Linked DNA regions of Homo sapiens: region 2 is linked to region 1. The links are chromatin contacts, found by Hi-C or POLR2A ChIA-PET in ENCODE. All regions are on one chromosome and are shown on one strand. The core of a region is the stretch at or near the end of the contact, and the rest is flanking DNA. Distances in the headings are between cores, read along the strand shown.

What was found. A loop is a pair of places that touch in the nucleus more often than their neighbours do. ChIA-PET counts read pairs that join two places held with the same protein, here RNA polymerase II (POLR2A). Pooled maps may share reads with other maps.
Region 2: a pooled map shows a loop between it and region 1 (4-fold over the local background). The contact joins the promoter of FAM131B-AS2 here to the promoter of AGK-DT in region 1. A Hi-C loop is called at or near these places in 5 of 50 pooled maps. POLR2A ChIA-PET finds 5 or more read pairs at or near these places in 2 of 52 experiments (activated CD4-positive, alpha-beta T cell and activated naive CD4-positive, alpha-beta T cell).

Annotation. Positions count from the first base shown.
Region 1 is chr7:141,548,478-141,554,035 of GRCh38, forward strand. It overlaps AGK-DT (AGK divergent transcript), which reads right to left and starts at 2,867. Exons shown (of 6, transcript NR_183408.1): 1 at 2,667-2,867. It overlaps AGK (acylglycerol kinase), which reads left to right and starts at 2,933. Exons shown (of 16, transcript NM_018238.4): 1 at 2,933-2,957. RefSeq lists silencers at 2,728-2,817, 2,998-3,177.
Region 2 is chr7:143,376,717-143,382,274 of GRCh38, forward strand. FAM131B-AS2 (FAM131B antisense RNA 2) reads right to left here and starts at 4,309. Exons shown (of 2, transcript NR_161353.1): 1 at 3,550-4,309; 2 at 2,439-3,393. ZYX (zyxin) reads left to right here and starts at 4,629. Exons shown (of 10, transcript NM_003461.5): 1 at 4,629-4,693; 2 at 4,841-5,063; 3 at 5,532-5,558. The coding sequence starts at 4,856. It also overlaps a transcript of FAM131B not described here. RefSeq lists enhancers at 3,189-3,268, 3,425-4,325, 3,449-3,538 and silencers at 4,039-5,068, 5,099-5,148.

The DNA of each region.
Region 1 (5,558 bases), core at 1,617-4,116:
CTACTGGGATGGTCAGCCACCATATTTGGAAAATGCTAGAGATCTTGAGTTGTAAGACTCTTCCATTCCTGGGAGCTACTAGATGTCAGTCAGTACATTCGTCCTCAAGGGAACATAAATTCATTTTGTAAGCAACTGGGGCCCATACTTTCAATGTGTCACTTATTTCAATATGCATAAAGTATAGTATTATATGTGGCAATGTGTTAGTTGTGAAAAGAGACACAAGTCCCTATCCTTGACAGTGCAAAATGTTCTTCTCTGACGATCCCAGGCAAGAGCTGAAGACCCAGGCAAATTCCAAATAGCTCCTTGGGAACCTCGCTCAGCTGTTAGTGATAGTGAACAAAGAACATGGAAAAGGAAGTACATAAGCCAAGCCCTTCTCTCTGGCTGTGTGCATTTGGATCTGTCTTTGGTCCTCTCTGTGGCATGAATGTGCCATTGAGCCTCAGGGACTGTGCCCGAGGCACTGTTCCAGGCCTCTAAGGGCCAGAGTGTCAGACCTGAGTCTTCTCTGGCATCGTAGATCCTTAACACGGATCAGCAAAGGAAGCTCTCCAGGACTCTCTTTGACTATGAGAGGGAACTTGTGTTAATCCTTGACTAAGAGTTTTGTTTTGTTTTGTTTTGTTTTTTGAGAGGTAGTTTTGCTCTTCTTGCCCAGGCTAGAGCGCAATGGCGCGATATCGGCTCACTGTAACCTCCGCCTCCCAGGTTCAAGCAATTCTCTTGTCTCAGCCTCCCATGTAGCTGGGATTACAGACACCTGCCACCACGCTTGGCTAATTTTTGTACTTTTAGTAGAGACAGTTTCACCATATTGGCCAGGCTGGTCTCAAACTCCTGACCTTAGGCAATCCACCCATCTTGGCCTCCCAAAGTGCTGGGATTACAGGCTTGAGCCACTGCGCCCAGCCTAACAGAAGTTCTTGGGGCTGCCTAAGTCAGAGTGTCAGGTTTCTGTTGGGCTGCAGGAACCCATTCAGGGCTGGCTAGAGCTTGTGCCTGATTATTCTGGAATCTGAATGCATCCTAGTAAAATGGTATTTGGAAGAGAGTAGAATTGGTATAGGTCTCCAAAACTCCAACCTACACATCTGCCTGCAGGTGTGTATTCAGATTCCCTTAATCTCCTATATTTCCATCCTTCTTCATCCTTCATCAAAGCTGACCTTTTCTTATTTGGGGAACCACTTTCATGCTGAAGCCCTAAAGCATACGCTGAGTCTGACCCTTGGAACATCAAAATCAAGTCTCAGATTTTTCTAGCCTGCAGGTGAGCAGTTCAGAAGCTTATTTCCAAACACAAACGCTTTAGATAGTTGGAAAAGAGGAACTGAAAATAATGGTCTTCCATACCCTATGACAACATTTTAGAGCTAGAAGGGTTTTTTTTTAATAGTAATGTTCTCAGTCCCCTAGTTTACAGATGGAGACTCAGGAGAGAGGGCTAGAAATTTCTTGCTACTAAACAGTGTGGCCCAATGGATTGGTGCACCCTGGCATAAGGAATATGTTTACTGCACCATAGCCTCATTGAAGGTCCCCGCCCCGGCCTTTTTTTTTTGAAGCATTCACCTAGGGAGACATAGGTAGGATGCATGTCTACACGTAGGAAATGTGCAGACTAGATAGCAAGCTCCATGGGGCAGGAACCATGAAGGGCCTTGTACCTGAGCATACCCCCAGTGCCTGATGCAGGGCCTAGTGCACACTCAAATGTTGGTTGACTGGCCGGGTGCGATGGCTCATGCCTATAATCGTAGCACTTTGGGAGGCCAAGGCGGGCAGATCGCTTGAGGTCAGGAGTTCGAGACCAGCCTGGCCAACGTGACAAAACCCCCGTCTTTACTAAAAATACAAAAAAATTTAGCTGGGCCTGGTGGCACACACCTGTAATCCCAGTTACTCGGGAGGCTGAGGCACAAGAATTGCTTGAACCCGGGAAGCAGAGGCTGCAGTGAGCTGAGATTGCACCACTGCACTAGCGCCTGAGCCACAGAGTGAGACCCTGTCTAAAAAAAAAAAAAAGTTGGCAGACTGAATGCTGGAAAGAAGAAGGACCTGGCTTTGTCCCCACACCAATCTGGTGGGCGAGTACAGAATGTAAACTGTCTGGAGGTTGGCATTGGCCTAGCTTCTCCGTTGCTCTCTTGTTCTCTAGAATCCAATCAAGCACCTGTGGCCAGAGAGCTGTGTGAAATGGAAACCAGTCCCACCAGCCCCTGATTGCACCCCCGCAATGTCTTCTCGCCCTGTTTAATGTCATGTCCAAACTCCTGGCCGCCGTGGCCTGTCTCCACCTCTCCAGCTTCCTCGCTTGGCCTGTCTCCTTAGCTCTCTCTGTCTCACCCACACTGGCCTGCAACTCGCCAGAGTGCCCCAGGCTTTTCAGCTTTTGCACGGGCCCTTCCCTCTCCAGGCTCTCTCCCCTGGATCTTTGCTTCAGCTGCTCCTTCTTGACATCCAGGTCTCAGACCAATGGCCCCTTACTCAGAAGGCCTAGCGCAGGCCGCCTAATTTCACACAGTTCTCCCCCTTCCCGCACTGCCTTCCATCACCTCGTTTCATTTTCTTCGTGGCACGGAGCACCATCTCCAATGGCCTTGTTCATTTAGTTAATTTATTTTCCGACTTAGTTCCAGGTGCTAAAACAGTGTTACCTTGGCAGGCTTCCCATCAAATATTGTTGCGCAAAGGATGGATGGATGAAAGGAAGAGTGAGCCAATAAACGAGGGAACGCCGGGAAAGGCAGCCTCAAGCCGGTGGGCCCTGCCACCCCCACCGTCCCTGAGCATCCGAGCCGGTTCCCGCCCCCGGCCCGAACTGGCCCGCGCGCGCTCGCAGCCCCGCGGCGGAACCCGAGGGCGGCGGCAGCGGTTTCCCTTGAACGAGCCGGGGAATCTGGAGGGAGCACACAGGAAAGGCAGAGCCGCGAGCTGGACCAGCCGTGGTGAGTGCAGCGGCGCCCAGGCGGGGAGCGCAGTGCGGGTCGCTGGGACTGAGCGCGCGAGCGGGGTGGGAGTCGGGATGGGGGCCCGGGGCGCTGGGCGGAGCCTCTGGAGTCGCGCTGGGCCGAGAGCCGCGGGGACCCAAGCATCAGGGGTCGTGGGTGCAGGCGGCGGCGCGGCTTGAGGGTAGGGGGTGCGGGCCTGGCCGGCGCGGCAGGGGAGGGCCTCGCGCGGATCCCGTGGTCACGGCGGGAGTCAGCTGTCCTGGGTTCGAGTCCCAGAGCTGTCGCTAACTTGTGGACCCCCCTCACTTCGTCCCTTGGGCTTCAGCATAGCCCTTTGCAAAATGGGGCCAATAGTATCAGATCCATTGATGGGTTGGTTGGTTCATTCATTCTGGCGCTTTACTAGGTTCTGGTGCTGCAGATGGATAGACGAACTTGCCCATGAGGGGTTCACTATCTAGTAAGAAAAACATTTCCACCTGGATACTCCACAGGCGTGTCAAATTCAGTATCTCCTAAACCGCACTACTTTTCTCCACAAACCTACCACTCAAATCTAAATGACTGAAATCACTATTCAACCAGTCACCCAAGCACAAAAACCTGGCTTGGTTCCTCCTCTCTCACTTACTACAGTCAATGGACCACCAACTGCTGCCAATTTCTACTTTCTAAAGCTTTCCAAATCCATCCTTTATCTTGGTTTGTTCTTTTAGGAGCCTACAGATTATGGCAATAACTTCCTAATGGTTCTCTTTAGCTTTAATTTTAGCTTCTTCCAGTTCATTTTTCATTCTGCTATAAAGTGGTCTTTTAACAGTTCAAATATGATTATATCACTCACCTGCTTAAAGCCCATTAAAGGTTTTTCATTGTCTTCAAAATAATAGCCAAAGTCCTTAGTGTGGGTTCAAGGTCTTTTCTAATCCCACCTGGTCTTCAATCCTTTATCTCTAAACCACTGTTTCTCAAAGTCTGGTATAGTGGTGACCTCCATTGCAACCAACATGGGAGTACTTGTTAACAAGTGAAGATGACAGCTTAATTCCAGAACAAATGAGACTCTTGCGGGAAGGGGCAGTTCCCAGGATTCTGTGTTTTTAACAAGTTCTGCACTAAAGGTTGAGAACCCCTGTTCTAGACACTCCAATTTTTACTCCGCTGTTGATGAGATTCAGGACACACTGCCGCAAAATATGACTCGTTGGCATTAGAGGAAACAACTGAAGCAGGAAAGTCACTTTGTGTCTTCCCACTTTTCTCCCCTGAAGCAGGCCATAAAAGAATTGTTTGACCTTCTTCTGTATAAGACCCTTCAGTGAGAGGTGCTCATCCTGTAAGTATAGGATCGAGGAAAGGAATGCCCTTATCTTTGAAGACACAGGTACACAGAGAAGAATCAGAACAAATAGGCCTTGCTAAATTCTCCCCAGCGTATTACTGTTAGATCATACCCCCTTTTTCCAGTCTCAGCCATGAACCTAATTCTCCCCTCAACTATCTACGTATGTTTCTCTCAACACACTTTACTGTCTTTTATGCCTTTGTACACTCTCAGTTTGGGCTACTGTAAAAAAAAAATAGCAAAAACTGGGTGGCTTAAACAACAGAAATTTAATTCTCACAGTTCCGGAGGCTGGAAGTCCAAAGTTAAGGTGCCAGCATGGTTGAGTGCATGGTGATAGCTCTCTTCCTCGGTTTGTAGAGATCTGTCTTCTTGCTGTATCCTCACAATGCAGAGAGACCATCTCTGTAGTGTCTAGTCTCATAAGGACACTAATCCCTTTCATGGGAGCCACTCTTATGACCCAATTATCTCCCGAAGGCTCTATCTCCTAATACCATCTCAATGGGGATAGGGCTTCCACATCACCATTTTTGGGGAACACAGCATTCAGACAATAGCATCCACAAAACTCCTTCGTTACTTTAGTGATTTCCTCCTCATTATTCAAGGCTCAGGGAAGACTTCATTGACTGTGCACCACCCCCTCAGCCCTAGACCAGGTTAGGTTCATTCTTGCAGACTCTCACAAAGCCTTGTGCTGACTCCTCGACATTTATCCCACTGTACTGCAATCATAATTGTATAATTGTGTTAGCATTGTGGGTTTGACAGTTGTGAGCACTTGAGAGAACGCATGAGACCCATTCTTCTCTGCCCTCACCCCCAGCACAGAGCCTACCATATAGGTGTTTATTAAAGGGCTCTTGAATGAAGGAGTGATTTAGGGCCAGATGGAGAGGAGTTCAAGAATTAGTTGGGCCTTTGGAATCATGTGTCAGCCTGACGGTGTATGGGATTCACAGGAAGATGGTCTCCCTGGCACTGGCTTCACTGCTGCTTTTGATAAGGATGTTTCTACCCTTGAGAGGAATTTTAACCAATGGGATTTAAAGGGAGTCATAAAAGAACTGGACTTTTAAGTGGAAACAGTTTTTTTTTTCTTGGTCTATATACCTCACTAACAGATAGTCATAAAAAAATTTTGCTTAAATTTTTGTTTATCTAGAAAATAAGTTCATTTTCAAAAACTTAGAAAGTACATTGCAATTTTAAAAATAAACATCACCCACCATTCCACAACCTAGAGGGAT
Region 2 (5,558 bases), core at 3,059-5,558, 1.8 Mb after region 1:
ATGCAGGCCAGTGGGATGAGAGGGGCAGTAAATCTGGGAGCAAGTGGGAAGCTGCAGGCCGAGTGCACACAGTACTCAGCGCAAGGGAGGTGCTCCAATATCAGGAAAAAGATACAACGGCTCTTTCATTTCTCTCCTTTCTTTTTTCAGATTATAAAGTAATACATGTTCACAGGGACAAAATACAAAAGTATAAAAGCCTTCTGTCCTCCTCAATCTACTCCCTAACATTAACTACTGTTAACAATTCTTTTTTATTTGTTTATTTTTTTGACACACAGTCGCATTCCTCGCCCAGGATGGAGTGCAGTGGCACGATCTCGATCTCGGCTCACTGCAACCTCCACCTCCTGGTTCAAGCAATTCTCGTAGCTGGGATTACAGGCGCACACCACCAACCCGGCTTATGTTTGTATTTTTTCTAGAGACGGGGTTTCTCCATGTTGGCCATGCCTAGTCTTGAACTCCCGGCCTCAAGTGATCCTCCCACCTCAGCCTCCCAAGGTGGTGAGATTACAGGCATGAGCCACTGCGCCTGGCTGTGCTGTTAACAATTCTTGACATCTTCTGGAAATGTGCTATTTTACAAAAGCACGTATACATATAGCTTGCATATACAAAATGTGTGTATGTGTTCACATGCAGATAGATATATAAACAGACAGAATTTGATGGTGTCATGAGACAGAAAGAGAAAATGGTAGCCCACAGGTATAAAGTAGGGGTGTTGGGGTGAAGGCAGACTTGAAAGGGGCTGTTGATGGACCAGGTAGGAGGGCCTGAGGAGAAGTGATGGAATACAAGGATGGAAGCAAGGATGGGGCAGGAGAGTCTTAATATTTGTGTTGCAAAAAAATTTTGCAGTTTAGGAGGTGAGAAATCCAACATCCAGTTAGCCTCAGTTTCCTTAACTAAAAAATGGGATAATGATGTATATTCCTCACAGGTTTATAGTGATGATTAGAAGGGGCGAATATATATATAAACAAACATACATATATGTTTGTTTGTTTTTTGGACAGAGTCTCGATCTGTCACCCAGGCTGGTATGCAGTGGTGCGATTTTGGCTCACTGCAACCTCCGCCTCCCAGGTTCAAGTGATTCTCCCATCTTAGCCTCCTGAGTAGCTGAGACTACAGGCACGTGCCACCACGCCCAGCTAATTTTTGTATTTTTAGTAGAGATGGGGTTTCACTATATCTTGGCCAGGTTGGTCTTGAACTCCTGACCTCAGGTGATCCACCCACCTTGGCCTCCCAAAGTGCTGGGATTACAGGCGTGAGCCACTGTGCCTGGCCAGGGCTAATATATTTAAAGTGCTTAGCATTGCACCTCAAACAATATTCTAAGCATTCTCTCAGCGTGTGCTGCTATTATAGTTGTTGATGTTATTAGGGTGCTGCTATTGTTGCTGTTTTCAGAATGCTTCACGTGGTCCCTGGCCCGTGAGTGAACCTCTATCCATCTGCAGTTGGCATATGGAAAGAACCTCCTGGTCACATTTCTCTTTCCATTTTAGAAATCATTCTTTTGTTGTGACACTGTCTTTTCATTTTCCTTCCCTGACTGCTCTTAACTTCCTACTTTATGCTGTGCACTCTTGAAGAAAACTTTCTGGTACCTGATGGTTATAAATCCTTGGAGGCGCGTGAAGATGTTTTAGGTAGTAAAGGGCAGTGGCCATTTTCTCACTTTGTCTCCCTGGCCTGGTCTTAAGCTGTTGGGCATTCTTTAGTCAGGAACATCTTCTTATTTGCTGTACTTCACACATACTGCCTAAGGATATCAATTAGAATTGCTTACTTAAGAAAAATGCCCAGCAATCGTTAAGGCCACTCTTGTTCATTTCCTGCATTTTTTTTTTTTTTTTTTTTGAGATGGAGTCTCACTCTGTTGCCCAGGCTGGAGTGCAGTGGCGTGATCTTGGCTCACTGCAACTTCCGCCTCCTGGGTTCAAGCGATTCTTCTCCTGCTTCAGCCTCCCCAGTAGCTGGGACTACACGCTCCCGCCACCTCACCAGGCTAATTTTTGTATTTTTAGTAGAGACTGGGTTTCACCACGTTGGTCAGGCTTGTCTCAAACTTCCGACCTCAAGTGATCTGCCTGCCTTGGCCTCCAAAGTGCTGGGATTACAGGCGTGAGCCACTGCGCCCAGCCCATTGTCTTCATTTTAAGAGCACTGACTCTGCTGCTCCTCTTGAGACATCTTGGGCAGTGATTCTGTTCTTCTGGGATACTCTGGGTGTTTCTACTTGTATTTAGAATGGCTGGCTTAAAAGTCTTTGTTTGAATATTCCGCATTCTGAATGCTCTTAGTTGTCAGTAAAACTATGCCTGCCTACGCACTCTTCTATTTCTGATTTAAAAATAGGTTCAGCTGCCTAACAATTACACATACTCTATTTTGCACGCGCACATTACTTAAGGAGACATTTAGAGGGTAGATAGCTTTTATTCCTATGAGTTATCTTGAAATCATCTTCTTAACTATCTTTTTTTCCCCAAAGGGGCCATATTTTGAAGGATTTGTGATGAGACTTTTGGTCTGTGAAGCCCAAGACACAATCTCCAACATGCACAGGAAATCCAGTATCAAATTTCTAACATGTCTTCAGAGACAGGCCCAGGGCTGGCTTGAGCGTGTCAGAGAGGTGTGCACTGCGTACTACCCATCATACATGGCCACACATGCCTGTGGCTGTGAGAAATACTGGTGGTGACAAAGACAATGAGATGCCAGAGAAAAAGATCAGTGGGGTTTGCAAAAGTGATTAAGATGTCGTCCTAGGTATAATTAAAGACTTAATAAGGTTGAAGGAAAGAGAGGACATTGCACATACCGAGGCCCCTGAGAGATCTGCCTGGCAACCCAGAAAGGGACATATGGGGGAAAACGCCTTAGTGTAACCAGGTCAGAATTTTCATTCTGGGCAGAACTGGAATTTGAATAATAATACTGAGTCATATAGCGCATACAGCTATGACATTTCATTTATTTCTCTATATAATGCAATAAAGTAGATGGATTAACCGTGACGTTTACAGATGGAGCAGGGGAGAATGAAGAGGCGTCAGTTTGGGCATCAGGCTGGATCTTCACACTCTGACCTCACTCTGCTCTATCCTGCCCAGTGTTGCTTCACCTGATATCAGGGGTGCAAGGCAACCAGATCTGACACCAGTTTCAGTTTAGATCCTGCCTTTACCTGGGTGTGACCCGGGTCCATCTCTTCAGCTCGGCCTCTGCTTTCTCTTCATAAACTTTTGGGGTTAGTCCTCGGATGATCTCTAAAACATGGCCCAGGTGCTCCTTGCCAGTAGAGTGTAGCCGGATTTGGAGGGACTGGACACTCAGTGTGAACAAGACGAAGGCCTCAGGAGGCAGTAAAAGCTGACAAGAGGAGAGAAAATGAAGCGCCTACGGGTGCATACTGGACTAGCGGGCGAAAGGCCATGACTCCTTAGTTTGGAGAAAGAACTGGGGCCGAGATTGGGGAAGTTTCCCAGTGCAATTAAAAAAAAAAAAAAAAAGAACTAGAAGAATTACCCAGGTCTGGCTTCTTTCGTGTAGCCTGGGGCTGAGTCGCAGGCTGAGAAATCCAGTCTGGCCAGTAGGGGGCTCCACCAAGCGCAGTCTCAGAATGCCCAAGAGCTCCACCGTCGCCCGGGGTCTCCACCAAGCGCAGTCTCAGAATGCCCAAGAGCCCCACCGTCGCCCGGGGTCTCCAAGAGGAGTGGGTCGTGGTGGGCGTTGAAGGGCCGTAAAAGACGAGCAGCCCGCGTCCGCGTCCGTCCTCCCGGGTCTCCAGTCCGCAGGCGGCCGCCGCCTCGGCCCCGCCCTCCCACCTCCATTCCCGGCCCCGCGGACCCGAACGGTCCCTCTCGCAACCGATCTGCTGGCTGGGGCGCTGGGGATGCGAATTCCTAGAAGCCTTAAGAGGCTGCCCAGCGTTGGAAGTTCGTATCCCCAAGAATGCTGGAGGTTCCGGCTCACACACCCCCTCCGGGCACAGAGTCAGCTGGGGGGTGCTGGGAGGGAGAACGCCCCGCTCCTCACCCCCCATCCCCGTGCACCCTGGAGCCCAGCTCCATACGTTCGGCCACCCCAGGCGGACTCGGGGTGGCCGGGTAGCGGGTGGTGGCAGGAGGGGACCGGGTAACGGCAGGCCCGAGAGGAGGTCGCTGGGCCGGGCCGGAGGCGCACAGGGGCTGCGTGGCTACCTCGGCGGCACCCGCCCCACCTCCGCCGGCTAAGCCCGGAGGGGGACGGTGAGTCAGATCTCGGGCACCCGCGGGTCGGGCGGGGAGGGGGAGGCAGGTCAGGAAATGACATCAGAGGCCTGTGCTCAGGGAGTGGGGGTCTGAGCCGGGCTGGGGCGGCGGGGGCGGCAGTGAGTGGGGTGGGGGCGAGCGGACCTCGGCGGAGCCTCCGGCCTGAGGCAGGATCAGGGCCCCTTCCTGGGGGAGTTTCCTGCCTGGTCCGCCCTTCCCCGCTCTCCCCGCCCCCTCTCCGGGCCGCTCCTTGTATGGTCTGGGCGCCGCTCTCTCCCCGCCCCCTCTCTTCTCCCTCCCTCCTCCTTCCGTGTGTCCCTCCCCGCCCGGCTGGAGGCTGCTCCGGACCGGGACGCAGAGTCTGCGGACCCGGCGCCGAGGCGGCCACCCGAGACGCGGCGCGCACGCTCCGGCCTGCGGTGAGGCGCGGGGAGCGGCAGGGCGGCCCCACGGGGAGGGGGCGCGGGGCGCCGGGAGGGGGCGAGTGGGGGTCACCAAGGGGAGCTGGGACCGCCTGGGGCTCCTGAGCCCGGCTCCGCGCTGCGTAACCCGGCGACCCACCCCAGCAGCCCGGCCCGGCCATGGCGGCCCCCCGCCCGTCTCCCGCGATCTCCGTTTCGGTCTCGGCTCCGGCTTTTTACGCCCCGCAGAAGAAGTTCGGCCCTGTGGTGGCCCCAAAGCCCAAAGTGAATCCCTTCCGGCCCGGGGACAGCGAGCCTCCCCCGGCACCCGGGGCCCAGCGCGCACAGATGGGCCGGGTGGGCGAGATTCCCCCGCCGCCCCCGGAAGGTATGCGGCGGGGCTTGGGGAATGTACCCCGGCAGGAGCCGGGGTGGGGGGCAGTCGTTTCGGGAATTTGGGGATGTCTGGAAAGGTTGTTGCCGAGGGGGCTGGGCGCAGCCACCCTGTCCCGAGCAGATGTTCTTACCTCATCGTGGAGCTCGTGGCTGGGAGCCAGGGCTCCTGGGACCGTTCCAAGTCCCCCGCCTGGGAGTGGGAGTCGGGAATGTGGGGCACGAATCTTCCCCTCCGGGTCCGTTTTCCGAAGTGTAACGGGAGCTGCACCACTCCTCGGCAGTGCGCCCGGCCTTTCCTGACCTGGTACTCCCAGGGCGCCCTGCGCCCCTCCTTTGCTTCCCCACACGCTCTGGGACCCCTGAGAGAGTTCTTGGGTTAGGGGTTAGAGCGGTTAACTGAGGGGAGCTTGGGTGAGGGGTAGAGGGACCCCGGCCGACGTCTTTCTCCTTCCTACCCCAGACTTTCCCCTGCCTCCACCTCCCCTTG